5 separate regions of the Homo sapiens genome follow, and regions 1, 2, 3 and 4 are each linked to region 5. Evidence: chromatin loops called from intact Hi-C (ENCODE). Cell type or tissue: GM12878. All regions are shown on one strand. Links, peaks and the distances in the headings refer to the core of each region. The heading gives the core; the rest is flanking DNA.

What was found. Hi-C counts contacts between places; a loop is a spot of excess contacts. Peaks named below come from ENCODE experiments on the same cell type or tissue, not always from the same donor. Only the 100,000 strongest peaks of a DNase experiment are listed, where the experiment ranks them.
Region 1: it touches region 5 in a loop (2.9-fold over the local background); 3 of 110 quality-filtered maps call a loop at or near these places.
Region 2: a loop joins it to region 5, with 5 times the contacts of the local background. A loop is called at or near these places in 3 of 110 quality-filtered maps.
Region 3: it touches region 5 in a loop (7-fold over the local background); 18 of 110 quality-filtered maps call a loop at or near these places.
Region 4: it touches region 5 in a loop (5-fold over the local background); 3 of 110 quality-filtered maps call a loop at or near these places.

Annotation. Positions count from the first base shown.
Region 1 is chr17:10,324,789-10,330,999 of GRCh38, forward strand. It overlaps MYH13 (myosin heavy chain 13), which reads right to left. Exons shown (of 41, transcript NM_003802.3): 21 at 5,599-5,735; 22 at 3,078-3,333. All of the region lies in intron 4 of LOC107985004 (a long non-coding RNA gene), which reads left to right. Among named protein-coding and RNA genes, the nearest start is that of MYH13, 45 kb to the right of the region's middle. RefSeq lists a silencer at 3,904-4,122. In GM12878, for the core only: a CTCF peak has its summit at 2,963 (motif pointing right); a DNase peak (open chromatin) is centred at 3,003.
Region 2 is chr17:10,346,414-10,352,624 of GRCh38, forward strand. MYH13 (myosin heavy chain 13) reads right to left here. Exons shown (of 41, transcript NM_003802.3): 12 at 4,143-4,281; 13 at 267-385. Among named protein-coding and RNA genes, the nearest start is that of MYH13, 23 kb to the right of the region's middle. In GM12878, for the core only: a CTCF peak has its summit at 3,201 (motif pointing left); no DNase peak of the experiment used is centred there.
Region 3 is chr17:10,613,132-10,619,342 of GRCh38, forward strand. It overlaps MYHAS (myosin heavy chain gene cluster antisense RNA), which reads left to right. Exons shown (of 11, transcript NR_125367.1): 10 at 614-746. Among named protein-coding and RNA genes, the nearest start is that of MYH3, 41 kb to the right of the region's middle. RefSeq lists enhancers at 4,347-4,847, 4,850-5,350, 5,351-5,851. In GM12878, for the core only: CTCF peaks have their summits at 1,631 (motif pointing left), 3,565 (motif pointing right) and 5,154 (motif pointing left); no DNase peak of the experiment used is centred there.
Region 4 is chr17:10,292,249-10,298,459 of GRCh38, forward strand. The region is part of intron 1 of LOC107985004 (a long non-coding RNA gene); the gene reads left to right. Among named protein-coding and RNA genes, the nearest start is that of MYH13, 78 kb to the right of the region's middle. RefSeq lists enhancers at 1-1,069, 1,404-1,698. In GM12878, for the core only: a CTCF peak has its summit at 3,682 (motif pointing right); DNase peaks (open chromatin) are centred at 2,153 and 3,693.
Region 5 is chr17:9,961,922-9,968,132 of GRCh38, forward strand. All of the region lies in intron 4 of GAS7 (growth arrest specific 7), which reads right to left. Among named protein-coding and RNA genes, the nearest start is that of RCVRN, 60 kb to the left of the region's middle. In GM12878, for the core only: a CTCF peak has its summit at 3,882 (motif pointing right); no DNase peak of the experiment used is centred there; H3K27ac peaks cover 464 bases.

The DNA of each region.
Region 1 (6,211 bases), core at 628-5,627, 360 kb after region 5:
AGAACATTGCTTATAGAAATTTGCATATAATAATTTGTTCATTTATTTCTTTAGAGACAAGGGCTTGCTCTGTTGCCCAAGCTAAAGTGCAGTGGTGTGAGTGTAGCCCACTGCATCCTCACACTCCTGTGCTCAAGTGATCCTCCCACCTCAGCCTCCCAAGTAGCTGGAACTACAAGGTATGTGCCACCATGACTGGCTTCTTTTTTGGTGTGTGTACAGATGGGGCCTCCATGTGTTTCCCAGCTTGTCTCAAACTTTGAGCCTCAAGTGATCCTCCTGCCTCAGCCTCCCAAAGTGCTGGGACTACAAGTGTGAGCCACCATGCCTGGCCTCACTTATAATAATTTCAAACAGAGGAGTTTGTGAAATTACAAGTTCATTTTAAAGAATGAAGCCTCTAGAAATTTGCCACATTTGAACAGCTGGTTATCTCACTCTTCCTGCTACCACCAGTTGGAAAATGACTCATCTACTCTATGTTATCTCAAGCTGACAAAATAGTTTCAAAACATTACTATCTTTTAACTTTCATTAAATTTATTTTTAAATATATGGATTTATTTATTTTCTAGAGATAAGGTATCACTATGTTGCCCAGGCTGGTCTCGAGCTTCTGAGCTCAAGTGATCCTCCTGCCTTGGCTTCTAAAAGTGTTGGGATTATAGGCATGAGCCACCAGGCCTGGTCCTTTCAACAGAAAAGTTCTACCTATGTCTCCTTAGCTGTGTCTCCTCGAACCACAGAACAGAAAATTAAAAACACCCAAGAATTCGTGATTGAATACATATGTCCCAGAAGATGCTGCAGTGAGTCTCTTGGACAGACCAAGATCAGCTACTTCTGTTCTAAATCGGGCTATATCTTCCCATATAAGAATATTTATTTATATATTTGTTTATTTATTGAGACGGAGTCTCACTCTGTTGCCAGGCTGGAGTGCAGTGGCGCGATCTCGGCTCACTGCAACCTCTGCCTCCTGGGTTCAAGTGATTCTCCTGCCTCAGCCTCCTGAGTAGCTGGGACTACAGGTGCCCACCACCATGCCCAGCTAATTTTTGTATTTTTAGAAGAGAGGGGGTTTCACCATGTTGGCCAGGATGGTTTCGATCTCTTGATCTCATGATCCGCCCGCCTCGGCCTCCCAAAGTGCTGGGATTACAGGCGTGAGCCACCACGCCCGGCCCATATAAGAGTATTTTAAGACACACACTGCAGGGTAATGCATGGGAGGAGACTGGCAAGCCTGCATGCTAATGTTTGCTGAACATCTATAAACATGAGCTGTGTGCCAGGCATTTTACAGGCATTAACCACTCTGATTTTTCAATAGCTGGATGAGGTGAGTACTCTGACTATGCCCATTTTACAGACGAGATAACAGAAGCACAAAGAGGATATGTAGCTCATCCAAGGTCACACAGCTATCAGGTGGAGCATCTGGGATAGAAACCCAGTTATCTTGTTCCAAGAGCTGTTCTCTTGTCCGCTGTACCTGGGAAAGTGCTCCTATTAACTCACTATAGTGATTGGGAAAGTGAAAAGGGGAGCGGAAAATGCTCTGTATAAAAACAAAAGGTAAAAGTATTTGGGGATTTATTAAAAAGGGAAAATTATAAATGCCTTCACTCTGTGAAAGAGACAATTATACTGCCCCATTTCTTTTCTTTTTCTTTCTTTCTTTCTTTTTTCTTTTTTTTTGAGACGGAGTCTTGCTCTGTTGCCAGGCTGGAGTGCAGTGGCACGATCTCGGCTCACTGCAACCTCCACCTCCTGGGTTCAAGTGATTCTCCTGCCTCAGCCTCCTGAGTAGCTGGCACTACCAGCGTGTGCCACCACACCTGGCTAATTTTTTTTTTTTTGTATTTTTAGTAGAGACGGAGTTTCACCATGTTAGCCAAGATGGCCTTAATCTCCTGACCTTGTGATCTGCCCGCCTCGGTCTCCCACAGTGCTGGGATTACAGGTGTGAGCCACCGCGTCCAGCCTATACTGCCCCATTTCTTTGATAAAACTATGTATCTTTAAAGCACTTTTTTTTTTTGAGATCGGGGTCTCACTGTGTTGCCCAGGCTGGAGTGCAGTGGCATGTTCTCAGCTCACTGCAACCTCGACTACCTGGGCTCAGGTGATTCTCCCACCTCAGCCTTCTGAGTATCTTGGACTAGAGACATGCACCACCATGCCTACTAGTTTTTTTTTTTTTTTTTTTTTTTTTTTTTTTTTTTTTTGAGACGGAGTCTCGCTCTGTCGCCCAGGCTGGAGTGCAGTGGCGCGATCTCAGCTCACTGCAAGCTCCGCCTCCCAGGTTCACGCCATTCTCCTGCCTCAGCCTCCCAAGTAGCTGGGACTACAGGCGCCCGCCACTACGCCCGGCTAATTTTTTGTATTTTTAGTAGAGACGGGGTTTCACCGTTTTAGCCGGGATGGTCTCGATCTCCTGACCTCGTGATCCTCCCGCCTCGGCCTCCCAAAGTGCTGGGATTACAGGCGTGAGCCACCGCGCCCGGCCGCCTGCTAGTTTTTAAAAATTTTTTTACAGAGATGGGGTTTTGCCATGATACCCAGGCTGGTCTTGAACTCCTGGGCTCAAGCGATCCTCCCACCTCAGCCTCCCAAAGTGTTGGGCTTACAGGCATGAGCTACCACGCCCGGCCTAAAGCACTTTTTACATATTATTGTAAATAATATATAGAAAATTACTCTTGCTACTTTGAATTGGGTTATTTAATTTTGATTATTTTTATTTTTATTGATTTTTAAAAGCTGTGGTGCATATACATATGACACATATATATCCCTCATGCCCACAGCAAAATATATCTAACTCTGCGATGACGGGGAGAAATCAGGGAGAGCACAAATTCTCTTTGCAGACATAATTTCCGGCATTCACTGCTTTGCTAAGCCCGGGACCAGGCATCCTTTTACGAGCAAGGTGGTGCTGCAATACTCCACATGACCACTGGGTGGCACCACTGTCTCTCGAATAGACACCTGATGGCGCCCTCAATGTTCCTCCCCCTTTTCTGTCCTCCAGAGTCTGTGTTTTGCGTTCTCAAGTAGAAGGTACTTACAGACTGGACCTGCAATTGGAGGTCATTCTTCTCCTGCAGGAGGGAGACCATTTTCTCCTCCAGCTCCTTCCGGCGAGCCTCAGATCGGGCCAGTTCTTCCTTGGTCCTCTCAAAGTCTTCCTTCATGGTGGCCATCTCCTTCTCGGCCTCTGCACTCTTCAGCAGGGGCTTGATTTTGAAGAACAGGTTCATCCAGGGCCAGTGCTTGACGTTCATAAAAGAGCGGATGTTGTACTGGATGCAGAAGATGGAGTCCCTGTACACCCATTAGGACTCAAATTAATAAATCCAGCAAGGTCTGGTCTCTGCACCCCCAACCTGTCCCCGACGGACCCCATCCTCCGTCTTTCTCGGTTAGGTGGGAAGGAGGTGCAGCCAAGCTTGGCAGATCCTCTGGATCCAGAGTAGGTCTGCAAATGAGGGGCAGAGGAAACAGAGGTACGTGCACAGGTTGGAAGGTAGGAGAGGGCGTGGAGCTACCTGCGGGCTCCTGGTCACCTGGCTGCCCTTCCCACCACCCTACTGAGAGTGCCCTGCCTGAGGGCGTCCGTGACCTCCTAATGCTCAATGCAAGGAATAGCTTTCATTCCTATTCTATTGGGTCTTTCTCCCATGTTTGATGTATTAATCAGCTCTTAACTTTTGAAACTTTCTCTGCCTTAAATTCCATCCACATTTTCCCTGTTTCACTGCATTTTGCCATATGGGGTTCCTCTTCCTGCTGGAGAAACCCAGGACTTGTCCTTGGTCATTTCCCAGTCTCTTGCCCTGGTAGAGTTGATCTGTCTTCCCAATTTCTTTCTTTTCTATTCGTTTTTTTTTTTTTTTTTGAGATGGAGTCTTGCTCTGTTGCCCAAGCTAGAGTGCAATGGTGCAATCTCGGCTCACTGCAACCTCCGCCTCCTAGGTTCAAGCAATTCTTCTGGCTCAGCCTCCCAAGTAGCTGGGATTACAGGTATGCGCCACCACGCCTGGCTAATTTTTGTATTTTTAGTAAAGACTGGGTTTCACCATGTTGGTCAGGCTGGTCTTGAACTCCTGACCTCAGGTGATCTGCCCGCCTTGGCCTCCCAAAGTGCTAGGGTTACAAGCGTGAGCCACCACAACCAGCCTGTATTCCTAATTTCTGCTGCTGTTTTCATCCCAGTGTCACCCACATGATCTCCTCCCCTTCACCCTCCACAGCTTTATATTTACATAGCTTATGGATTCCTGAACACTGGCTTCTCTTTCCCTTCTTGAGATTCTTTTCATCTCCGTGCTGGCTTCCATGTGCTTCACCAAGCTCGATGCCTGGGAGTGATTCCTGACGCATACATGGTGGCGGTTCATTATGGCTCTGACAGTTAGAGCCACACAGGGGATCAGGGAACCAGGGAGAACAGGCTCCCTCCCACACTCCCCTCTCCCTCCAATCCCTGCAGGTGACTAGTCATCAATGCTGCTATTCCTTCTCTTGAATTATCAAAGGAAAAAGACTTAAACATTCCTTTAATCCATGCCCTCCTCTCTCACCCATCAACTATGTCCTACTTCAGGTCCTTGTCATCCCTTACTTGGACTTCTACCACACTGTGGCCTTGCCCCGTCATAGCCTTTGTGTTCACTCTCCTAGCTGCCAGAGTGATGCAATCCTACCCCTTGTCTCTGCACACACCTTCTACAGCTCTCCATCAATGACAGGGTGCAGCCTGGGTTTCTGAATGTGACACATAGGGACCTCCACTACCTGCCTCTTGCTCTCTATTCCAATGACAGCCACCTGCTTGTCGGGCTTCCTCCCAGACCACCCACTCTCAGGTTGTGTAGAGCTTGCTTCAGAAAGTGCTTTCGTCAGCTGGGCGCAGTGGCTTACGCCTGTAATCCCAGCAATGTGGGAGGCCAAGGCGGGCGGATCACCTGAGGTCAGGAGTTCAAGACCAGCCTGGCCAACATGGTGAAACCCCATCTCTAAAACAAAACAAAACAAACAAACAAAAAACAAAATAGCCGGGCGTGGTGGTGCATGCCTGTAATCCCAGCTACTAGGGAGGCTGAGGCGGGAGAATCGCTTGAACCTGGAAGCTGGAGATTGCAGTGAGCCGAGATTGTGCCACTGCACTCCAGCCTGGATGACAGAGCAAGACTCTGTCTAAAAAAAAAAAAAAAGGAAAAAAGAAAGTGCTTTCTTCTTGCTGACACCTTCATGCCAACTCCAACCCCCTAATCAGGCTGGGGGCTTATTCTTGCCAGTTCCCTATCCCCCGACTATAACTCGAACATTGAGCTTGTCACAGGCATTAAAACCAGCCATACATGCGTCTGCTTCCCACTCCTTTGTGACCCTGTGAGGGAGGGTTCATTTCTGTCTCCCCAGCGCCATGCAGAGCACCCAGCCCAGGATTGCCGCTCAGTAGATGTGGGTTAAACAAATGAAGGAAAGAGAGCAAGCACATGGAAATCCCAAGACTAAAAGCAGGAAGTGACAATCAGCTGCTAAGCAGAGAGGGCAGGATAAGGTGGAGGTGAGGGTCTGTGTCACCTCCTCTCCATCATCTTCTTGAACTCCACCCGCATCAGGTACCCCCTGCACACCGCCTGCGTGCTTGTCATCAGCGTCACCAGCTTCTCATCTCTCATCTCCTCCAAAAGTCCCAGGAGCCCAGCTTTGAAAAACACCTGCATTAAAAGACAGAGGAGCCTTGATCTTTTTCCCCAGCAGGCGTTCAGCCGGGCCCTTGAGGGGGCCTGTTTCTGCTCAACTCTGAGGCTCAACTCTCAGAGCACGGCAGGGGCAGCAATTCTGTTTCCAGGACTTGCTTCTCGGTGGCTCTGGTCTCCTCAGTGGCTCCTCCTGGGCAGTGAGGCAGCCTGGTCCAGAGTCTGTTCCAAGCTGGTCATGGTGGCTCATGCCTGTAATCCCAGCTCTTTGGGAGGCCGAGGCAGGTGATCATTTGAGGTCAGGAGTTCGAGACCAGCCTGGCCAACATGGTGAAACCCTATCTCTACTAAAAATACAAAAATTATCCGGGCGTGGTGGTGGGGACCTGTAATCCCAGATACTCAGGAGGCTGAGGCAGGAGCATCACTTGAGCCTGGGAGGTGGAGGTTGCAGTGAGCAGAGATTGCACCATTGCACTCCAGCCTGGGTGACA
Region 2 (6,211 bases), core at 541-5,540, 380 kb after region 5:
ACAGCCCATGAATCCCAGAGGAGCTGGAGGGAGGCTGCCTGGCTCCAGAGGGCTCTTCACTTTCTAATTCCAGGTCCTCATGGCGTCCAATGGGCACTTAATGATTTGCATTCCTTCAGTTGCCTCTGAAGCCTAAAAATGAACTTCCTCTTAATGTGAAAGCTGATTTCATGTGCATTTCTGATACCTGCAACTGAAGGAGCTTTAAGATAATGGCTCAAATAGCAAAAGATCTCAATCAACTGGATTCAGAGCATCTCCATTACCTGCTGGACATTTTGCCCTTTAGTGACATATTCATTGCCAACCTTCACCCTTGGACAGCACAGGCCCTTCAGCATTTCTGCAGAATTCAGTCCCATCAGGTATCCGGCTTTGTCAGCCACTGAAGGAAGAGAAAAAAATGGCATCATGCAAAAACAGTAGCTGCTAAAGTGTCCAGTCAGCCCCTGGCTTCTCCCAGAAGTGTTTTCTGTAATTTTCTTAAATGTTTTCATGTTGTCATATCTGTACCAGGTCTGGACTTGTTCACTGAAGCTTTAATCCCATATCCAGGGGCCCATGGTTCTCAGGAACTTCCAATTTGCCTCCTAGATGCAGTTTTAACAATAAGATACTCCGTGGCCAATTTTGACCTACTGATATTTCGATTTCATAAAAGAATGTTGATTACAGGCCAGGCACGGTGGTTCATGCCTGTAATCCCAGCGTTTTGGGAGGCTAAGGCGGGTGGATCACCTGAGGTCAGGAGTTCGAGATCAGCCTGGCCAATATGGCCCTGTCTCTACTAAAAATACAAAAATTAGCCAAGCATTGTGGCAAGCGCCTGTAGTCCCAGCTACTTGGGAGGCTGAGGAAGGAGAATCACTTGAACCTAGGAGGCAGAGGTTGCAGTGAGCCAAGATCGTGCCATTGAACTCCAGCCTGGGTGACAAGAGCAAGACTCCGACTCAAAAAAAAAATTAATTAATTACATAGTTATGTTGGAGTCTGACAATACGTTAAAATGTTATATGAGTAAAGGAGCCACCACTTGGACAGTTGACAATATACATGAGGCACCTTCCTAATTTAAGCAAAGTACCATGCTCATAGTTGAAAGAGAAGTACAAAACTTGACCCTCCCTTCAAATGTTTGGAGATGGTCAAAAGCACTTGACTTTTGGCTGTTTCCTACAGTTCATGGGTTATATATTTTCATATATTTCAGCAGACGTTCATTGACTTTGAGAAGGACCTGGGGGCCTGCATTGAGCTCATCAAAAAGGCAGAGAAATGCTGCTCCCCAGGGACTACTTCTTTTTTTTTTTTTTTTTTTTTTTGGAGACAGAGTTTCTCAATGTTGCCCAGGCTGGAGTGCAGTGGCGCGATCTCAGCTCACTGCAAGCTCCGCCTCCTGGGTTCACGCCATTCTCCTGCCTCACCTCCCGAGTAGCTGGGATTACAGGCACCCACCACCAGGCCCGGCTAATTTTTTTTTATTTTAGTAGAGATGGGGTTTCACCATGTTGGCCAGGATGGTCTTGATCTCCTGACCTTGTGATCTGCCCACCTCCCAAAGTGCTGGGATTACAGGTGTGAGCCACCTTGCCCAGCCCCCAGGGATAACTTCTTGGTTGGGACCCTTGCTTCATTGCTGGGTGGGGAGATGAGTTAATAAAAATCTAGGGCAGTCTATGTTAAGTACTTAATCAGAGGCCAGATGCGTGCTTTACTCTCTCCTCGAATTATCTCCTTTTCTTGCTTTGCCCATTCAGGTAGATGGTACCATTATTCTTCTTCTTGTCATTTAAACTTGAAAGGGGTGATACATCCTTCTCTCTCTTGCCCCTGACATTCCTTTGTTCAGACAGGCACCAAGTCCTGCTTATTTCACTCTCAAAATGCCTGGCCTCTCCACTGCTTCCAGCAGTTATAGTGGCCAAGAGCCTGGGCTCTAGAGTCGGACTGCTCTAGGTTTAGGTTTAGGTTTAGGTTTTGGTTTTGCTTCTTTGTGCCTCAGTTTTGTCTGTAAAATGGGAGACAGTGACAATACTCATGTTATACGGTTGTCGTGAAGCATGCCTGGTGACTAGTGAGCACCCAGCAAATATTAGCTTGGGTTGGTATCGTCATTGATATCATTGGAGCACTGGCCTTGATTATAGTCCTCCACTTTCTGCTCCTAAGCACTGCACACACACAGCTGCTAGGGCTGGAAGAGGGCCTGGGACCCTACTGAGGTATATCAATACGTGTATCAATGCAGTCCACTGTTGCTGAGGAGCCTGATACTCTTTTTTTTTTCTTCTCAAGTTTTCCCACTTTTGGTGAGCCTGGCTGCTGACAGATTAATTTCAGGTTGTCTGCATGTACTTCCCCTGCTACTTGGACAGCGGCTTCCGTGGCCTGCCATATATTCTAAACCATTCATCCTGACACTCAAGATCTTCCCAAACTGATGCAAAAATTGTTACTTTAAAATTCTCATTTCTTACAAATCCACTGCTTATATCCTGTTCTGTAGCCAAAGTGGACCACTCACTGTGCCTCCATCCCCATCACAGTTCATCCTCTGCCCCTTTGCACATGACCCTTCCTTCCTTCTCCCTTCCCTTCCCTTCCCTTCCTTCTCCCTTCCTTCTCCCTTCCCTTCCCTTCCCTTCCTTTCCCTTCCCTTCCCTTCTCCCCCTCTCTCTCTCTTTCTCTTTCTTTCTTTCTCTTTATTTCATGGAGTTTCACGATTTTCACCCAGGCTGAAGTGCAGTGGTACAATCTTGGCTCACTGCAACCTCCACCTCCCGGGATCAAGTGATTCTCCTGCCTCAGTCTCCCGAGTAGCTGGGAATACAGGCAGGCACCATTATGCCCAGCTAATTTGTATTTTTAGTAGAGAAGGGGTTTTACCATGTTGGCCAGACTGGTCTTGACCTATAACCTCAGATGATCCACCCACCTCGGCCTCCCAAAGTGCTGGGATTACAGGCGTGAGCTGCTGTGCCCAGCCTGCTCATGACATTTCTTCTGCTTGAACTGATCTCTCCCCCAATTTTTCAGAATCCTATTCATCCCTCAAAGTCCAAGTCAGTGCCCCTTCTATCAGGAAGCCTTCCCTGATTGCCCCAGTCAGAAGTGTTTCCTGTGTGAAGACTTGGAGTCCCCTCCACTGTGATGGGCAGGATTCTAGGATGGCACCCAAGGTGTGCCCCCTGGTGTACATGCCTTGTATAACCTCCTTTACTTGAGTGCAGTGGAACCTGTACAACTCCCATGATGCGGTGACCAATCAGTTGACTTTGAGTTAACAAAAAGGGAGAATTATCCCAGGCAGGCCTAGGATAGAAGGTTGGTAAGCATTTATGGGACACTGATAAGGTTATGTAGATTTTCCCACCCTTTAATTTATGGCTGCACTTCCTTTTTATTACTTGAGAGTTTAAAGCGCACTGCTTCACATACTGTGGGGCTGTAATCAAAAGGCAGAATTATCAAGAACGATCCATGTTGCCAGGCTTTAATTCAAGGAACTTGTAAGAAGCATCGTGAGAGCTAAGAAGTCTAATGAGCAGGACGTATGGTGGGGAGTCAGTCACTGCTCAGCCCTTCCTGCTGCCCTGTGCTCTAGTTCCAGGCCTCTTAGGGATGGGGCAGAGGGTGGCAGTAGGATCAGCTAGGTGAGAGTTATGGGGAGGAAGAACCGTTCACCATTCTTGGTTCAGGGTCAAGTTCAACAGACGCTGGGGTGGAGGCGATGGGAGGAACAAAACTTGGCTCCCACTTTACCAAAGGCCTCATTTTAGGCCTGAGTAATTAAGACTGCATTCTGGTGGAGAGAAGAGAAGTTCACCTAACAATATTGTCTCAAAAAAGTCCACCTTAAAAAAAACAGGCACATTTAGATGGTGAAAGATAGTGGAGTGCGTGGTGATTATTCATTTACAAGAATGATGCTTTTTGTTTTTCAAGAATTCACTACTCTGGGAGTCCTTGACTGAGTGAGCAGACTTCCTAGTGCATGCTACAATGAGCTTCAGGAAACCCAGATTTGATTTATGCAGTTTTGGAAGAACAGCTCTTGAAATGAATGCAGTTTATCTCACACGGCCTCGCCCGCACATGAACATAGATGGACCCAATCGCATCCCTTTCCCAGATGCAGTTACCTTCGGTGCCGTCTGGCTCCGCCTGCTCCTCACGCTGCTTCTGCTTGAACTTCATGTTCCCATAATGCATCACGGCTCCCGTCAGTTTGTAGATCCCGACTTTCTCCTCTGAGCTGAAGCCCAGGATGTCAATGGCATTCTGGAAAGAAAAAAAGGACAACTGTCATAGCAGGAATCAGGGATCCATATGCAGCCTTTTCTTGGCAAAGACCTTACCTCTTTTTTGTATAGCATATGAGACAGCATTTGCCCAAATAAGTGGATGACAGGTGGGGATGTGGTAAATTAGAAACCATTTGTTTCACGTGTTTGTGTGGGTGGGTGAAGACTATGGGAAAAAGATGTGAATTGTCTGTTTCCTTCCATCAAATAAGAACTGATTACAGTCGGGCGCGGTGGCTCACGCCTGTAATCCCAGCACTTTGAGAGGCCAGGGCAGGCAGATTACGAGGTCAGGAGTTTGAGACCATCCTGGCCAACATGGCGACGCTCCATCTCTACTAAAAATACAAAAAATTAGCCAGGCATGGTGGCTGGCACCTGTAGTCCCAGCTACTCAGGATGCTGAGGCAGGAGAATCACTTGAACCTGGGAGGCGGAGGTTGGAGTGAGCCAAGATTGTACCATTGCACTCCAGCCTGGGAGACAGAGTGAGACTCCATCTCAAAAAAAAAAAAAAAGAGAACTGATTATGATCTTTTCTCACTGTACATAGATTTGGGGGAGCAGTTTTCTGGATGAGGCGATTGGGAACCATTGTATGATACTGAGAGCTGGGAATGTCATGGAGAATGACTGGGAAATAATGTTTAATGGCTTAAGAGTTTGGCATTGTAATCCAGGAGTTCCAGCATTGTTCAGACTCAAGACAATATGCATTATGGAATATTAGATCTGGAAGGGAAGATCATCAAAGATGGCATCATCATTTCCCAAATGAGAAAGGGGCAAGCTTTTGCAGAGCTCTTTCTATGTGCTAGACATTGGGTAGGCATCATCTGTATGTTATTAAATCCCCATGAAGCCCCTTTAGCTGTGCAGGTTTTTCCAGATTTCTGGATGAAGAATTGAGGGTCTAGTTGGTAAGTAGCCTGTCATACAGGGAGGGTGTGATAAGACTGGGACTGGAGTTAGGTCTTGGTCCCTTCAAAACCTAGGGTCATTGCTGGTTTGGTTTTATAATCATGTTGCCTGTCTTCCACCACAAAGGTTTCAACAAAAAGAAATCCTTCTCTGGGGTACACATATTGATTATGCAGTAGGGTTTGCAGCCTGAGCCTGTAGAGTGTCCATTGGTAGGATTGAAACATGTTTGGACGTGTTTGGTGAGCACGTAGGATAGACCCAATAGGCCAACACCAGCAGGATGATATTGGAGAGTCAAGCATTCTTGGAGTGGCACCCCCTTTAGTGGAGAATGAGCCTATGCCAGGAGCTGGGATATATGGGGAGGAGAGATTCCGAGGCCATGATGGCCATCCCTTGAATCCATATCCCATTTCAGGGTTGCATATCTCTGTCCTAGGGAAGGGTCGTTGTAGGTTAAAAGAGAAAGAACTCTTTCAAAAACACTAAAAGGAGCAGGTGAAAGCGTCACTGCCTGGGGACCCTTTTGGAGAATGTCATCTCCAAAGGGGTGCAGGTGGAACCTGGGTATATGATGGGATGTCACTCCCATTATGAAGTTACCAATCAGTTGACTTTGAGTTCATAAAAAGGGAGACTATACCAGGCAGGCTATAAAAGCTCCGTGAGGCCAGGCGCGGTAGCTCACATCTGTAATCCCAGCACTTTGGAAGGCCGAGGTGGGTGGATCACAAGGCTAGGAGTTCAAGACCAGCCTGGCCAACATGGGGAAACCCCTTCTCTACTAAAAATACAAAAATTAGCCGAGCGTGGTGACAGGTGCCTGTCATCCCAGCTACTTGGGAGGCTGAGGCAGAGAATTGCTTGAACCTGGGAGGCAGAAGTTGCAGTGAGCCGAGATCGCACCACTGCACTCCAGCCTGGGGACAGAGCGAGACTCCATCTCAAAAAAAACAAAAAACAAAAAACCAAAAAAAGGCTCC
Region 3 (6,211 bases), core at 680-5,679, 650 kb after region 5:
TTAGGATTATTATGATTGGCATTGTGCCAAGCCCATGGCAACCTTGAGAAATATTTAGATAGGGCCCCTGTTTGCCTCTTATAGATTCCATGGCCCATTAATGTGCCTGTGGCTCCCTTTGGGCTCTGTGGCTGGGCCACCAGGTGACTGCTGAACACTTTGTCTTCTGATCCTGAACTCTCATGTTAACCATTATTTCCTTTCCAGTCCCCCCATGTCTGCAAAGTTGGTCATAGGTACATAAATGAGATCAGGTCTCAGCCCTCACGCCTTCGCTTGACCCAGCCTCATAAGGTCACTCCACTGCGAGCCTCTCTGGTGTGTTTCTGCCTTTCTCCTGGAGTGATGAAACAGGCTGAAATCTTTTCTTCTTGCATTGCTATCTTCAGCATCTTATATCATTCAGTCAGCTAAATTCCATCTTTGTGATAAATCCCCCACAAATATTTTGTGATCTCTCTGATCTAAGCAGTGTTAAACCTTTTGATTCCTTGTATCCTTCCTCTCCCCTTTCTTAAAATAGTCTGTAGCGCTCATGTCAAGGACCTGCTCAGCTTCCCTTTCTCTAAAATTGCATAATCCTACAAGAATATTTTCCCTTCTTTTCCTTCAGGAGCAAACGTTCTCAAAACATTCTTAAATGCAAACCCGCAGGCACAGCATGTGTCTGTCAACTCCAAGAGCATTTGGATGTTCGAAGGGAGAGGATGTTTGACATCTAACCCGTCGTGGAAAGAGGAGCCTCTGTGAGTATTTCTTTACTTCTTGGTAGGAATAGGGTGAAGGAAGAAGAGTCTGATTTAGGGTATTGTCACAGCTCTGGGTCAGACTCTTATGAGGGTTATTTGAGGTTAGATGAGTCAACTTGGCAGGGAGGGAGTGGTTACTGTTCTGAATTTGGCTAAGGGAGCATGGCAGGGTCCAACTACAGTATAGTATGGGAATTTCAGGTTGGGGGGCTTCTCATCTTATGCCTGTTGTCAGGGTAAGCCCGTAAGTGTGGGGGCACCCTTGCAGAGAGTAGCCCAGGTTCATTCTGAATTTGGAGAGACCAAGAAATTTCAGTCCGTGTCAGAGAAACTGATCCTTGGTTGGGCCTGACTTGGGCTGGGGAAGGGATGGCAAGTAGAACAGTGCTTGGCACATAGAGGTACCAGAAATATCTGCTGAATGACGGTGCCGCTGATGTCACTGAGCGGTCGGTAGCCACGGTCCGTCATGAGAGGCTGAGAGAGATTCTCAGGCCAGGCTTGGCGGGAAATGCTGTAATTTACGATTGCTCTGCCACAGGTGCAGGTGAGTGAGTGGAAGGGGCACGATGCAGGTGCAGGACCTGTGGTGGGACGTCAGAACTGGAGTCTGAATATGTTGCAGTGACCCTCAGTTGCAGACGGGAATCAGAGAAGAGTCTGGGCACATCCACTTTTGGATAACCTGACACTAAGGGATTCTGCTGAGCTCAGACCTGGGCAGATTAGCAGACAGGACACCCCCAGGCTCAGCCCAAGGTGGTTAGAATTGAGGCAGCCTCCACCGCAGCTACCCTGGTGGGCCTGCATTTGACAGACCATAAAGTGATTCCCCTCATAAGTGACCCAACCCTGCCTTCTGGTGGTCATTTCCATCAACTGCACCTGGGTTTAAAAGGACTGGTGTGGGAGCTCCTTTTCCTCACCACTCTCCTCAGCTCTCCTCAGCACTGGGGCTTTAGGACTAATTTTACTAACTCACATGAACCCAGTTCTGCTGTGATGTGAGTGTAATAAGCAGGAAAAGTCAATGTACTTCAAGACTCCATCTGGTTCCACCCATTGTCTGAGACAATTCAGTTATAGTTATAACATGTGACAGGCATCATGCAGGGCCTTGAATTTGCTTCGTAGCAGAAATCTTTTAAGGCAGGTACTATAATTATTCACGTTACCGAGGAGGAAACTGAGGCTCAGAGAGGCGCTGTTATTCTTGCTGCAAGACTATGACATTCAGCTGGGTGCGATGGCTCACACCTGTAATTCCAGCACTTTGGGAAGGTGACGGGGCAGGATTTCTGGAGCCCAGGAGTTTGAGACCAGCCTGGGCAACATAGTGATACCCTGTCTATACAAAAATTTTTTTTTAATTATCCAGACGTGGTGGCGAGTGCCTGTGGTCCCAGCTACTGGGGAGGCTGAAGCAGGAGGAACACTTGAGCCAGGGAGGTCTAGGCTGCAGTGAGCTGAGATGGCGCCACTGCACCACTGCACTCCAGCCTGGGTGAGAGTGAGACCCTGTCTCAGATAGATGGATAGGTAGGCAGATAGATAGATGATAGATAGATAGATAGATAGATAGATAGATAGATAGGTATGACATTCAGTTTTGGGTGCCACCAACCTGTTAACAATGGCACCTCCTCACCTTACCCCAGTCCATCCTTCAGACAGTGGAATTGAGGAGAATGGACAGGGAGGGGCACTTTCTATTTTATGTTTTACAAATGTATTTTTATAATGAGCATATATTATCTCTATAATTCTTTTTTAAATTGTAGACTAAATTCTGGGTGTCATCCCTGATGAAGGGATCTTGCCAGCCTAGGAAGGAGGAGGCAGGATACAGGAACTGGAGCTCCTTCACCTTGAGAGAACAGGGGTTCATAGGAGTATGGTGGCTGTCTAATGACCCTGGAAGATCCAAGAGAGCAGATTTATTCCGTGTGTGTCTCCAGCGCCCAGACCCAGGGTCAGGAGGTGGAGTTCTCAAAACGGGAGTTCAGCTGTGTGACAAAGCATCTTGCTAGCCAGGAGGGGCTGCCTTCTGCTGGAAAAAGTGGGATAACTTTGAAAGAACTTAAGCTGGAAGTTACTGGGATGTTTATACAGGAGAGTCAGTGGTGGGGAGAAGATTGGGGTTTAAAATATTAAAGCTATGGCAGGGTGCTGTGGCTCACGCCTGTAATCCCAGCACTTTGGGAGGCTTGAGGCTGGAGGAACGTTTGGGCCCAGGAGTTCAAGACCAGCCTGGGCAACGTAGTGAGACTCTGTCTCCACAAAAAAATTTTAAAAAGCATGGTGGTGTGCGGCCGAGCGCGGTGGCTCACGCCTGTAATCCCAGCACTTTGGGAGGCCAAGGCGGGCGGATCACGAGGTCAGGAGATCGAGACCATCCTGGCTAACACAGTGAAACCCCATCTCTACTAAAAATAATAATAAAAAAAATTAGCCGGGCATGGTGGCGGGCGCCTGTAGTCCCAGCTACTTGGGAGGCTGAGGCAGAAGAATGGCGTGAACCCGGGAGGCGGAGCTTGCAGTGAGCCAAGATGGCACCACTGCACTCCAGCCTGGGCGACAGAGACTCCGTCTCAAAAAAAAAACAACAAAGCAGAACAAACAAACAAACAAACATACAAACAAAAACATGGTGGCGTGCGCCTGTAGTCCCAGAGGCTGAGGCAGGAGGATCGCTTGAGCCTGGGAGGTTGAGGCTGCTGCGGGTCATGATTGCGCCCTACACTCCAGCAAAGCCTTTGATATTCCGGTCTCCCAGTCTGTGATCCTACCAGTGGGCTGCAGTACCCACTCCTGCCTCTAGGTGGCAGCCTTGGCTCTGTAAAACCCAGGTCTGTTTTTGGTGCCCTGGTTCCCACCCTTGGCTGGGTATTGTTTTCATCTGGAGATTTAGGGTATTGCAATCTACTGATGCCTGGGGCTGCACCTCCGGATATTCTGATTTAATTGGTCTCGGGTGGGACCTGGGAATTGGGAATTTTGAAAGCTCCTCAGGTGGCTCTAAGCCAAGGTTTGGAGTGACTGAGTGCTTAGACCCTGCCATTTCTGTGGGTTCGGTGAGCAGATTGTTTCATTTTATTTTCTTTCACTGTACTCTGCAGGGGGAGACTGGACCCATGGAGAGAAAGTAGGAGCATTAAAAGAGATGTCACCAGAAGCTACAAAACATACCAGCTCATTAAGATAGAGACAACAAAATAGGTCCCTCTAAAAATAGGAGAGAGAGAAGAAACAGGAGCTTAAACAGTGCCCATGAAGGAGTTACAGGCCTTTAACTCCCCCAGGAAGTGAATTTACTCCAGCCATGTAGAGGGCAGGGGAATGTTCCAGAAGGCAGGGTGACACGCTGGCCGGGGGCCAGAGACCTCTCTCTTTCTGGTAGCTTTAGCATGCGGCCAGGCAGTGGCAGTTCCGGAATTCAGGACTCTCTGGGGACCTGCGGGTATGGGCTGGCAGAAGGGGCTTCACAGGGAGAATAAGGGGCTTGCGGGGAGTTGGTTCCAGCCAGTGACAGTGAACTGACCCAGCCCAACACCTCTGTCCCTAGGCATGGTGGCTGCCCTCATATCTGCCCCAGCCCAGCACTGGGATCTCACAGAGAAAAAGGGCCTTCCGTAAAGGCAGAAAATAGCTATTGCCATAACTCTTCAAGATGCTGGGCCACAAACCACATTGCTGCGGCCCAAGCCCGGACTAGAGGGAGGCAAGTGAGGCACCCTCTTTGGCACAAAATCTAAGGGGACTGCAAAAAACCCTCATTAATCAAGGCCAGGTGCGGTGGCCCATGCCTGTAATCCCAGCACTTTGTGAGGCCGAGGCGGGTGGATCAGCTGAGGTCAGGAGTTCAAGACCAGCCTGGCCAACATGGTGAAACCCAGTCTCTAGTAAAAATACAAAAATTAGCTGGGCATGGTGCCGCGCACCTGTAATCCCAGCTACTAGGGAGGCTGAGGCAGGAAAATTGCTTGAACCCAGGAGGCGGAGCTTGCAGTGAGCCGAGATCGTGCCACTGCACTCCAGCCTGGGCGACAAAGTGAGACTCCAACTCAAAAAAAAAAAAAAAAAAAACCAAAAAAAAAAAAACCAGAAAAAGCTCAATAATCAAAATTAATCATATTGTATTGCAATACTTTTTAAAATCAAGGTTAGTGCAAAAAACACCCATGATTAACAAAATTTTAAATGAAGATGGGATGGGTGTTCCTGCCTTTATGAGCCTAAATGGCTTCTCTTGCCTTTACTCCTCTGTGGCACAGCACGGCTCTGGACTTCTGTAAGGGAGTCTTCTATTTTTCACCCACACCTTGCAGGAGCCACCAGTCAGCTTTGGCACCTCAAGAACTTTAGCACTCAGGGTGAGGCCAGGCTAGAGACCCTGATGCCTGGCAGAGCAGCAGTGCCACCTAGTGGCTCACGCCTATAATCCCAGCACTTTGGGAGGCTCTAGTGCCAAGGCATGAAGGGTGATGCCAGACAGAGCAACAGAGAGGGCCAGAAGCTGTCCGGAAGAGAGGGTTTTCCAGAGCACAGGAGCACGGGAGCCTCTGCATGGGCAGCTGCACGGGCGGAGCTGAGGTGGGGCAGCAGGGAGGCTGAATGAACAGATGAGGCAGGAGCAGGGAAGAGTCAGTGTTGCTGAGACTGATTTTTCCTGCAGGCAGAAAATTCCCATGCACAGTCTTAGCACCGCCACAGGCAGATGGGGTGACCTGGAAGCAGTCGCCCCTCCTTGTCCTCATCTATGAAACAGGAGGGTCAGCACAGACCGTCTGTCTCTGTGGCTTGCATATTCTTCAGAACTTGTGCCCAAGTTTCCATTTCCAGGGACGGGTGTGAGAAATCAGCTTCCGAGCGACAAAACAGTCTCCTGTTGGCAGCTCCAGGCCGCCCCCCCCCTTTGTTTTTTTTTTTTTTTTTTTGAGACGGAGTCTCGCTCTGTCGCCCAGGCTGGAGTGCAGTGGCGTGATCTCGGCTCACTGCAAGCTCCGCCTCCAGGGTTCACGCCATTCTCCTGCCTCAGCCTCCCGGTAGCTGGGACTACAGGCACGCGCCACCGCGCCCAGCTTTTTGTATTTTTAGTAGAGACGGGGTTTCACTGTGTTAGCCAGGATGGTCTCGATCTCCTGACCTCGTGATCTGCCCTCCTCGGCCTCCCAAAGTGCTGGGATTACAGGCGTGAGCCACCGCGCCCGGCCCAGGTCACTTTTTTTTTTTTTTTTTTTTTTTTTGAGGCGGAGTCTCGCTCTGTCGCCCAGGCTGGAGTGCAGTGGCGCGATCTCGGCTCACTGCAAGCTCCGCCTTCCGGGTTCACATGATTCTCCTGCCTCAGCCTCCCAAGTAGCTGGGACTATGGGCACCCGCCACCGTGCCCGGCTAATTTTTTGTATTTTTAGTAAAGGCGGGGTTTCACCATGTTAGCCAGGATGGTCTTGATCTCTTGACCT
Region 4 (6,211 bases), core at 646-5,645, 330 kb after region 5:
TGAGAGGCCTCTCATGGAATTTGGGTCATGGGGGTGGGGGTGGGGAATGATATTCATTAAGAGAAGTTGGACTCTTAGCAGGAGTTGAAGGACGAGAGGTGTCTGCTGGGTCTGAGTGCCAGCTGGTTCAACAGCAAGGGAAGAAAGAGATATGGCCTGCATCTTAGAATCTTAGCAGCGCTGTCTCTTTCGTGGGAAAAAGACAAGTGAGGATAAGTACAGAAAAGGGGGAAGTGCCTACTGGCATTCTTAGATAGCTTATTTTGGGCGGGGGTGGAGGGCGTTTGCAGCCATCGTGTGGTTTTGTCTACACAGTAATCCAATGGGAAGGCATGACCAGCTGAAATTTAAAAGTGAGAAATAGACTCAGTGCAGTCTAGTGAGCCCTCATCATGGAATTCCTTGTCTCTTTCCACACTGTTTCTTCTGGGAATAGGAACTTGACCTAGTAGTGGGAGGGATAAGAAACACCCCTGTTGACTCTCAGTTCATGCAGTCTGGGTGGGGCTGGTTCCACCCAAAGCTTCAGAGGTGGGCTCATGAATCAGATATGATTCATGAAAGTACCACATCCTCCTACCAACTTCTGACCAGGTGCACATGACCATGCTAGGCAATTAGAGCCAATGAGAATCAGCCCTAGGGTTTTGCTGGAACTATCTTTAGGCTCCTAAGATTTTAAGATATAGGTTAGAGGCCTGGCCATTTTGTCATCCTAAAGGGGTCACCTTCTTGGGAATAAAGTTAATTTAGAGGAAAGCAGAACTGAGAGAAGGAAAGAGAGAAAGAATTAAGAAATCATTTTAAAACCCAGATCTCACCATGAATCCATGGATCCAGTCAGCCTGAAAATTGACTACCCTTGGAATTTTCATTTAGGTGAACCAATACATTTTCCTTTTTTTTCCCCCGGAAAGACTTGTAGCTGACTTTCTGTTACAGCTGAAGGAATTCTTATCATAGAGTATAGCAGTGAAGTTGAGACTTGGTCAGCAGAGTTTGTGCTTGTCTTTCTGCCTTCCCTCCCTTCCCTGCACTGTGCAGTATGTAAATCCCTAGTCCTGAGAAGATTTCTCAATTTGCTACCTTGTATAAGCTTACCTAGTTGGACTTGTGGTGGTTAGGAAGAGTGGGTGGCCCTACATATTCCAATATCTTTTAAAATTTTATTTATTTATTTATTTAGAAACAGAGTCTTACTCTGTCATCCAGGCTGGAGTGCAATGGCGCAATCTCTACTCACTGCAATCTCCGCCTCCCAGGTTCAAGTGATTCTCCTGCCTTAGGCTCCTGAGTAGCTGGGACTACAGGCGTGTGCCTCCACACCCGGCTAACTTTTGTATTTTTAGTAGAGATGTGGTTTCACCATGTTGGCCAGGCTGGTCTCGAACTCCTGACCTCAGGTGATCCACCTGCCTCGGCCTCCCAAAGTGCTGGGATTACAGGTGTGAGCCACTGCGCCCGGCCTCCAAGTTTTTTATATACAGAGCTGCAGTTGTGTTTTTACTAGGATTTCACTGGGTCCACTCAGTAATGTGCTGGTAAATGTTTAACAAAGAAAGGAAAAAAACCTGTTCTGTAGTGTTTGCCAATTTCTGTGGTGCAAATATTCCAGCCATGGCTAATCCCAAGCTAACAACATAACAACACTGAATGCAGAGATGGAAAGAGGTACAAAGAGCACATGATTAGATAGTATTTTCACCACACAGATTTAATAGTTGTAGGTAACTGCAAGAGATTATAGATACATTGTAGTAAATAATTAAGAAGTTGTAAGTTTTGACTATTTAGTACCTTTCTTATTAATATAATTTATTTAATTGTAAGTTACATAATTTAATTTTGATAGCATCTCTGTTTAACAACTGGCTCACAAAATTCCTGAAAATTTTATAATTGGCTCTTCCGAGCTGGAATGAGCTAGTTCTAGGCCACCACTGATCTCATCTAGTGCCCTGGTAGAAATGATTGCTTCTTCAAGAGTTAGGAGTGTAAGCTCTGGCTTGAATTAAAAAACAGACCTGAAAGTAATCTTGAAAGCTTGATTTTGGTAAAGGTCAGTACCAAGTTGAAGTGTGCAGTGAAACTGAATACATTACTGTCTACTGAATGGAATTTATGACCTGAAGATATTCACAAATAGCTGTGAGATAGCACTCTTACTTTGCATGGTCAGCTGGTCCTGCTCTGTAGAAGGGGCCATAAAGCAGTAAAATAGATGTGTAGGGCAGGAGTCCTGTATCAGGCAATTTGAACCTGCAGAAAACAGATAGCACATCTGTATTAGTCTGTTCCCCCACTGTTACAAAGAGCTACCTGAGACAAGGTAATTTATAAAGAGGTTTAGTTGGTTCATGTTTCTGCAGGCTGTACAGGTTCTGGGGAAGCCTCAGGAAACTTACAATCATGGCAGAAGGCAAGGGGAAGCAGGCAATGTCTTACATGGCTGAAGCAGGAGGAAAAGAGAGAAGTGGGAGGTGCTACCCATTTTTAAACAACCAGATCTCATGAGAACTCACTATCACAAGAACAGCAAGGGGGGAAAATCCACCCCCATAATCCAATCACCTCCCATCAGGTCCCTCCTCCAACATTGGGGATTACAATTTGACATGAGATTTGGGCGGGGACACAAATCCAAACCATGTCAACATCCAAATTAGCATAATATGAGGAGTGTTTGAGGAACAGACTCTCTACAAAGGTGTGGGCAGGTATAGAAAAACCACAGAGATACAGTAGAATTCCAGGTCTATTAACAGGGCTCCATTATCTTCCCTAGGCCTGCAAGGAGGTACAAGCTGGGGGTAAGAGGGACTCGGTTACCAGAACCTGGAGACAGAAGGGTTGGGGGACTGGGATACCTGACATGGAATGGGATTTTGGACTACAGGGAGAGACATGCGGAATAAATACTGCTCTCAATCTCCTCCTTCCCTCTGCTCTTCTAGCCCAGCTCCCCATTGGCTAGGCCCACCCAAAGGCCAGGGCAAGGGATCCCATTGATGTCAACCTCTTGGGGCATTGAGCACGTTGGAGAAAGGTGGAAAGGGTCTCACGGGTCAAATGGCACCTTGAGTATCCTGCCATGGAGTGCACATCCTGTCCTTTGTGTTGGGCTAGAAAAAGGGCCAGGGAACCTTGCTTTTGGAATTGCTATGGGCCACCTTCATCCCAGAAACATTTAGGGTCTGGTCACCTGTTCCTGCGAAGGGCAGGAGGCTATTTGTGTAGATATACTGCTTCTCCCCTGGGACCAACACTTCTCTTCCAGCCTGGCATGAGGAGCATGAGGTTTGGGGAGAGACCCTTGGCCATGTCGTACTCTTTACTGCCAAGGCCATCACTAGGGACCACTCTTTGTCTGTCCAGTGAGTCTTAGCCCCCTATCTCAAGATTCTGCAAGGTCCTTTTCTGTGGATACTCAGTTGAGGAAGCCCTGGTCTGGGAGCCAAAAGACCTGGGATATCTGATTCTGATGCTATATCTTGAGGGGTTACCAGATCATGTCACTAGTCTGGATTTTTGTCATTTGCAAAATCAGTGGGCTGTTCCAGATGAACATGATTCCCAGTGACACCTCTGACTCTGAAGAGCGAATCCAAGATTTTATGAGTTTCATCATCTCTAGGTCATTTGTGTAATGAAAAGCATGCCTTTCCACAGCCAGGAGGTGGCAGCAAAGCTCTGTTTTGAAGGGGGCGTTAGGCCAGGGTAGGTACTGCTCTCCAACTCCCTAGAGCTGAAAGTTCAGGTTTGGAGGCTCGGTTTTACTCCTGAATAACAACAACAACAACAACAGCATTATTATTTTCATTATTGTTAGTAAAACAGAAGCAACAATGCCATCTTCAATTTGGGCAATGCTGCATAGTTGAGGAAACATTTTTGTGCATCGCATAGGAACCTTTTAACAACTGCATCCTGTAGGTAGGTAATGCCAGGACTTTTAGCCCCATGTTGAGGCTCAGGGACATTTCTTGACTTGCCCGAGGCCCTCTGGAAAGTATTGATGTGCCAGGATAGGAACCCAAGCTTTCTTGCTTTTGTTCTTGTTCTGTGCACTCCCTATCTTATGGTGTGGAAGACCCAAGGCAAGGTCCCCTCTACCTCCTTTTCCATTTTGCAAGAGAGTAGGAGGGTCCAGAGGTACCCAGCTCAGCCTGAGGGCTTAAGACTGGTTTCCGGCTGCCAGATGAAATTTGACATATACAAGCTGGGAAAGAAAACTCAGCACACAAACCTCAGCTTCACTCTCTTCTCTTTCTTCTAGTCCCCAGAAAAGAAAAAAGATATGTATCTTTAGTTACTTACCATCAGGGTGTACCTGGTGTCTCTCTTATTCATTCATTAATTCATTCCTTCAATAATCAGAGTTCTGATGAAGTGTAAGACTCTGTTATGTACTGTGAAGGATATAGGAAGGTTCTTTCTCTTCTGACTCAGAGATCTGGGGGTCAGGAGCTGGGATATGGGAGCCAGGTAAGTGCATAGCTTCTTGGGGGTATCTTAATCCTAGAGAGCCCCCACTGAACTGGGAGTTCTTGAGGAGATGGAATTCAGATTTGGTTTTGTTGGCGTGTCAGGGAGAAGTGAATCCACAGGATTTAAAAAATGACCCCCAACTCCATATGTTAACTTCTCAAACCAGAGAAAACCCCTTAGAGACACAGCCAAAACCCCAGACTGTTGTCCAACTGAATCCCTGTCTTGTACTCCACCTACCTCCTGGGGCCAGGTCTCAACCCTCCGCATCACGATAACAGGTTATCAGAGTGCGTACGGTGTGACCCACTCTATACCACCTGTGCTTCTTGCGTATTCTTATTTGCTTCTCAAAACAACCCTGTAAAGTAAACTGTTACACTCTATTTCACATCTGGGGAAACAGAGCCTTAAAGTCATGAAGTAACTTGCCCAGGGTCTCAAAGCTAGTGAGTGGTAGCAGAATTGAGACCCTGACAGGTTAGGACTCAGGATCCTGACCACCTGTCCTTGCAGAGGGAAAAGCCACCAAAGTGAGACTGAAGAGCTGCAATCTTATCTCCTCCTCAAACACTGGGCAAGTCATAACTTGTCTGCATCATCTCCAGAAAATGAGGGTATTACACTTGCTTGGTCTTCTAATAGGCTTGTTGGGAGGATGGAATGGAAAAGAGAAAAATGGGCCTGTGACAACTTAGCATCATACAATGTTGTTCTGTGTGTTCGAAATAATATTATTCTCCCTCCTGACTTTGGATTTTTTTGACTGTGAAGATTGAGGCAATTGAAAAGATCATTTCAGTGGACACTTTCAGCAATGATGATGGTGATGGTGATGATGGTGATAGTGGTGGTGATGATGATGATGGTGATGGTGATCTTGAGAAGGTGGTGGTGGTGGTGATGATGGTGATGGTGGTGGTGATGATGGTGATGGTGATCTTGAGAAGGTGGTGGTGGTGGTGATGATGGTGATGGTGGTGATCTTGAGAAGGTGGTGGTGATGATGATGGTGATGGTGGTGGTGATGATGATGATGGTGATGGTGATCTTGAGAAGGTGGTGGTGGTGATGATGATGGTGATGATGGTGATCTTGAGAAGGTGGCGGTGATGATGATGATGGTGATGATGGTGATCTTGAGAAGATGGTGATGGTGATGATGATGATGGTGATAGTGGTGATAGTGATGGTGGTGATTTTAATAGTGATGAAGGTGATGATGGTGATAATGATGACGGTGATGATGATGATGATGATGGTGATGATGACAGTCATAATAATGGTAGTGGTGAAGTTAGAGGAAGGTGACCTCAGAATCATTTTCTGCTGCCACCGCTGCTGCCAATCCTCCTCAATTTCCAACCCCACTGTGTCAAAGGCATTTGGGGTGGGCTGGTGATGAGATGAAAAGGAGAATCTAGAAGGCCAGAGAGAAGGAATAATCTAAGATGTTAAAGAATAGTGTACTTATCTCAGTGCCTGGTACATAGTAAGCCAGTACTCACTATCAGGTAATAGAAGCTATGAATTTTTAAAACAGTTTTATTAAGATGTAATCATACACCATACAATTTATCTGTTTAAAGTCTAAAATTGAATGGCTTTTAATATATTCACAGTTATGCTGCCACCACCACAATCAATTTTAGAACATCCGTTTTCCCAAAAGAAACCCTGTGCCTCTTGCTGTCACCCCAACCGCCTCATCCCTCCTGGCAAA
Region 5 (6,211 bases), core at 788-5,787:
AAGGCAAAAAAGATTTCCATCAACCACAAACATATATTTTGGGACCACTGTGTATAAATCTCTGTAGAATAAGGCTTGACGCAGAGGTCGCACCTCCTCCTTATAACTTGGCTAGGATAGGAATACAAGTAATGGCATTGAGGTTGGGTGTTCCACGTGTTAGGTGTCAGCACCTTCCCTGGTCTCTGTTCTATTAGCAGTGTTTTACTTCAACCACTGAGGGCCAAGGTAGATCACAGGCAATCTCAGGCTCTGCCTGTGCTGCTGATAACCTGTGCCTACTGCTCCAACTTCATATACATATCACGTGCATTTTATACACACACACACACACACACACACACACGTGACACACACACTATCATAATTCTCCATTGAAAGGGCCCAGAAGGAATGACATCTCATCACAGTGACAACATCTACTGGCTAGAAATTGGTTTCCAAATATTACCGGAAGCTCCTTGGTACTAATTTCAAAGGCAGGTATTTGGAATATCCTATTGTACCAAGAGGTAAGAAAGTATTCAGAGAATAATGGAGAGATAACAAAAGAACATAAACAACTTAAAGGGCTACCACAGGCCAAATCTGCGACAATTTGAGCACAAATATGAATGAATGACTGCAACTAACTAACTAACTCCAAAGGGGAAGGGAGAGAACATTTATTTCAGAAGAATGCCAATAAAAAATGTACAAGAAATTGGATGACCACCATTTGCAAACCCCAGCCTCAAAGGGGACTCAGGCCATGATCCTCAAGGATGCTGAAAGCAGGGGATGGAAAGACTGCCAGGGCACAGGATACTCACAGGGTCTTACACTGGCACCTCACAGATGACTGACAAATTAGAAAGGGAAAATGTACCCCTGCAAAGGAGAAATCTGGCAGTCAGCACCTTAACCGAGAGTGCAAACTGAGCCTCATGAGTAGGGTGCCAACCTGGGTGGTTGTGCCCCCAAATGCAGTAAAAAGAACCCCACATGCCCTGTCCAGCTATTCTTGCCCAAACTCCAGAACCTGAACCTACGCATAAGAGAACAGTCAGACCAAGAACGCAGGTTATTCTATAAGACACCTGACCTGGACTCCTCAAAAATAAATCGTCAAGGTGATGAAAAAAAAAAAAAAGAAAAAAAGGTGTAAGGGATTGAGTGTAGAGGCAACGAGACAGGCAACAACTTGGATGAAACGTTCTATCCATACGACAGAATATTCTTCTGTCATAAAAAGGAATGGAGTGTTCATCCATGCCGCGATGTGAATGAACCTTGGAATTCCAGGTGAAAGAGGCCAGACACAAAAGACCACAGATAGTATGATACCATTTATATGAAATGTCCAGAAGAGGCAAACCCATAGAGACAGAAAGATTAGGGGCTGCCTAAGTCTTCAGGTGATTCTGCTTGGGTTGATGAAAATGTTCTAAAATAGATTTGATGATGGTTGTAAAACTTTGTAAATATAGTAAAAAACACTGAATTGTATACACTTTAAATGGGTGAATTGTATGGGTATGTGAATTACAGCTCAATAAAGCAGTTTTTTGGTGGGGGAAGAGAGAGAGAGAGAGAAACAACAGAGACACAGCAACCAGTGTATCTGTGTGTGAACCTGAAGGGATCCTGGACTGGGGAGAAAAGCAGCCATAAAAGGGATTTGGGGGCCAGGTATGGTGGCGCACACCTGTAACCCTAGGCTTTGAGAGGTTGAGGTGGAAGGATCGCTTGAGCCCAGGAGTTCTAGAATTCACGAGCTATAATGGTGTCACTGTACTGTAGCCTGAGGTACAGAACAAGACCCCATCTCTCTCTTTTTTCTTTCTTAAAAAAAGGCATTTTTTGAGACAATTGAGGAATCTGGAGTGTATATATTAGGCGGCATTATTGAATTAATGTTTTCTTAAATATGATAATGGTATTATCATTATGTCTTCTTCCTGGAAGATACATTCTGAAATATTTGCATTTAAAACAGTAAGTCAGAAATGTGGTTTAAAATAATCTAGGGGGTGGAGGGCAAGGGGATTGGGGGAGGGGATGGGAGCACAAATAAAACAAGATTGGACAAAGGCAGGTAATCGTTGGGCTTAACAGATTTGTGGTACCTTATTATATATTCCCTCTACTTTTGCAAAGGTTTGCAAATGCCTATAATAAGAGTATTTGTTTTAAATTTCCTTTGCCTGTGATTCCAGAGAACTCTTCCCTTCCATTTATTTTGTAAAGGCCTGCCCAGGGGTCAGGACACCCCACCTGGGCATCTCTGCATCACCCTGAGGCCTGGCAGGGGGTGATACCACACAGGAAGTGCTTGGTAAACTGGAGTGGGTCATTCACAAGTGATTCAGCAGGCCCCCGACTCCAAATGTCTTCTCAGCCCATTTCCTCCCCCCCTGCAAATAATCTGGGTCCCATCCCTTCAGCAGGTGGGATCCTGTACAAAACCCCTCAATGGCTTCCCAGTGCAGTTAGGATAACCCCTGAGCTCCTCGTGGCAGGCCTGCGCAGACTACCCCAGCCTCATTTCCCACCCTCCCTATTCCTGCTGATTTAGTAAGCCACAGCCACACTGGGTCTCTATGCGTAAACACGGTTCCCCCTTGCTGCCTCCAGGCATCCACGATGCTATTCCCTCCCCTGGAAAGCTATTCTTTCCCCACCTCTTTGCCAAGTGAAACCCTTGCTCATCATTCCAGTCTTAGAATAGGTATCTTTTCTTAAGGTACCTTAATTCCTGACATTTCCAGCACCAGGCTAGGTTCTCACAGCATCCACTTCCTCCAGCCTTTGTCACTGCTGAAATTGCACCATTATTTATCTACTGTTTCTCCCACACCAGCCATAAAACTCCATCAACGCAGGGCTATAGATATCACCTGTGTCTCAGTGCCTGACAAAGACCGAAATTGCTCAATAAGAACATGTGTTATTGAATTATTGAGGTAGGTAGGAGGTGGTGGAGATTAAACATCTCACCTCTTTCTCCACTTTGAACTCCATGCTCCAATGGGTCCCTCAAGTTTCCAAGCCCTTCGTCCCATTCTCTTTCCTCTCTCCTGTGTCTAGAGGGTCTTCCTGGGAAGTTCGTGAGAAGCCAGAACAATTGAAAGGTGGATCACAAAAAGGCCCAGGCACTGGTGGGCAGGAAGGGAAGGGACCCACTAGGACGCGATTCTGCAAAGGCAGCAAGACTATTAGCCTTTGATCTAGAACCGGAAATACCATTTGACCCAGCAATCCTATTACTGAGTATACCCAAAGGAATATAAGTCATTCTACTATAAAGACACATGCACACGTGTTTATTGCTACACTATTTACAACAGCAAAGACTTGGAACCAACCCAAATGCCCATCAATGATAGACTAAAGAAAATGTGGCATATATACATAATGGAATAGTATGCAGCCATAAAAAAGAATGAGTTCATGTCCTTTGTAGGGACATGGATGAAGCTGGAGGCCATCATTCTCAGCAAACACAGGAACAGAAAACTAAACACCGCATGTTCTCACTCATAAGTGGGAGATGAACAATGGGACCATATGGACACCGGTGGGGGAACATCACACACCAGGACCTATCGGGGCGTGGGGGATAAGAGGAGGGAGAGCATTAGGACAAATACCTACTGCACGCAGGGCTTAAAATCTAGATGACAGGTTGATAGGTGCAACAAACCACCATGGCACATGTGTACCTATGTAACAAACCTGCACGTTCTCCACATGTATCCCAGAACTTAAAGTAAAATAAAAAATAAAAAAAGATGATTCGCCTTTGATCCCTCGCCTCTGCCCCCGAATCAGGTGGGCTGCATTTACCCAGTACCTGGGCCGACTGCCCCAGGGCTGCAGAATTGAAACCCTCCACTGGGTGGCACCAGATCACCACCTCCTGTGCCCACCCATCCAGGTCTCCAAGGGCTGAGTGAAGGAGCGGGGCAGGCACCCTCAGGAACTGTGGGGCACCCACTATCAGTCCTCCCCATGACATAGTATGGTGGGGACACGTTACTGGTGTCCGTGGAAAGTCCCTTTCCCCATCCCCCGACACCCACCCCCCAAAATTCTTTTTTTTTTTTTTTTTTGGAGATGGAGTCTCGCTCTGTCGCCCAGGCTGGAGTGCAGTGGTGCAATCTCGGCTCACTGCAAGCTCCGCCTCCCTGGTTCATGCCATTCTCCTGCCTCAGCCTCCCGAGTAGCTGGGACTACAGGTGCCCGCCACCACGCCCGGCTAATTTTTTGTATTTTTAGTAGAGACAGGGTCTCACAGTGTTAGCCAGGATGGTCTCGATCTCCTGACCTCCTGATCTGCCTGCCTCGGCCTCCCAAAGTGCTGGGATTACAGGCTTGAGCCACCACGACCGCCCCCTCCCCCCAAAATTCTAATCTTCCTGATCAGCTTGCTCAAGGAGGGGCAGCTAAGCAGGGGGCGGAAAGAGATCACAACCGGGTTTTGAGATCTGGGGCTTTCCAGTCTAGGTTTCGTCACTGTAACCCTGAACATGCCACTTTATCCACCCCACATGCCGCATCTCAAGTGTTCCTTTGCTCATTTATTCATTTATTGATGTTTAAGTGTAGTTATCATGAGTGATAACTGACAGCAGGGATGGTGAATCTACTCGTCTGCATGCTGGAGTGGGGTCTATACCTGGGGACCCTTTGTTGGTAGAGCTCTCTGTAAACACCAAACCTTCTTAACCTATTTGTATGTTTAACTCTTGGCACCTTTTTGGATAACCAGCCTGCAGGCTCACAAACCAGGACAAAAAGTAGTAGCTAGCTGGGCGTGGTGGCCGGCGCCTGCAGTCCCAGCTACTCCAGAGGCTGAGGCGGGAGGATTGTTTGAGCCCAGCAGTTCCAAGCTGAGGTCACAGTGATCTACGATCACCTCCATGAACAGCCAGTGCATTCCAGCAAGGGCAACACAGGGACACCCTGTTTCCTAATTATTTTTAACTTAAAAAAGTAGTAGCTTTTATATACAAATGTTACCCTTTCAAAGCCTAAAAGAATAACATTCTACCTCCTGATCCTGGGACTGGTGAACAACGCACGTTCGCCCTCTCCATATACTACATGATTTATTTTTGTTACCCTGATGACACCTCAGCTCCCAAGGTTACCATCCAAAAAGAGTCTGACTCAATCCGCCTGTCTTTAGGCAGCCACTATCTACCCGGGCCTGCATCTCCAGAGCTCGCCTCTCCTGAATTCCCCATACTGGTACCTACTTTGTAGCTTTTTTTTTTTTTTTTAAGTAAAAAATTGTATCTGCCTTCTATAAAAGTAAAATGTGTTCATTTTAGGAAATTTGAAAAATAACAACAAGTGTAAAGAAAATAAAATGACCCATGATCTTAGACCAAAGGTTCTCAACTTCAGCACGATTCATGTTTTCAAGTTGAGCACTTCTTTGCTGTGGTGTCCCATGCCTTGCGAGATACTCAGCGTCATCCCTGGTGTCACCTACTAGTTGCCAGTAGCACCCCCCCTCCCCAGGCGTGACAATCCAAACGTCTCCAGACATTGTCAAAAGTCCCAATTGATAGCCATGATCTCAGACGCAGACAGAGCCACCGTACGTTTTCCAGTTTTCCTTCTAGTCCTTCTTCCTAAGTATAGATAAGTATAGATTTCCTTCTGCCAAATAAGACTGACTATATATGCAATGTGTGTCCTACTTTTTTTTTACTCTATTTTATGTTGTGAGTACTTTCCCAAATTATTGCATTTTCTTCAGAAGCATGCTTGCTAATGGCTGCATAGTATCACTGGCTAACCTCCAGCGCCATCATCCCTTTTACCCATCCCCTGTTGCAGGACAGTTAGGCTGGGTCTAGTGTTATGGTGCTGTAAATAATGTGTGAGTGAATAGCCTTGCACATAAATCAGAACCCCTCAAGATACCCCAAGAACAGACACTAGACAAGACATCCCTGTGTCGATGGCTTATAATGCACAGTGTTAAATCAGCTTCTGAGATATCAGTTATACCAGTGTCCATTCTTTAAAATAGATGAGTAACAACTTCACAGTATTTCAGAAGGGATTATGTTTTATCAGGGAAGAAAGAATGATTTTGAGGATGGGGAGCTGTTTCTCATATTCTTCCTGATGATGCCCAGGGTAACACCAGATTTCTGTCATCGTTGCTGAACCACATCAGAATTTAGGCTGATGTCTTCCAAAACAGTCTCAA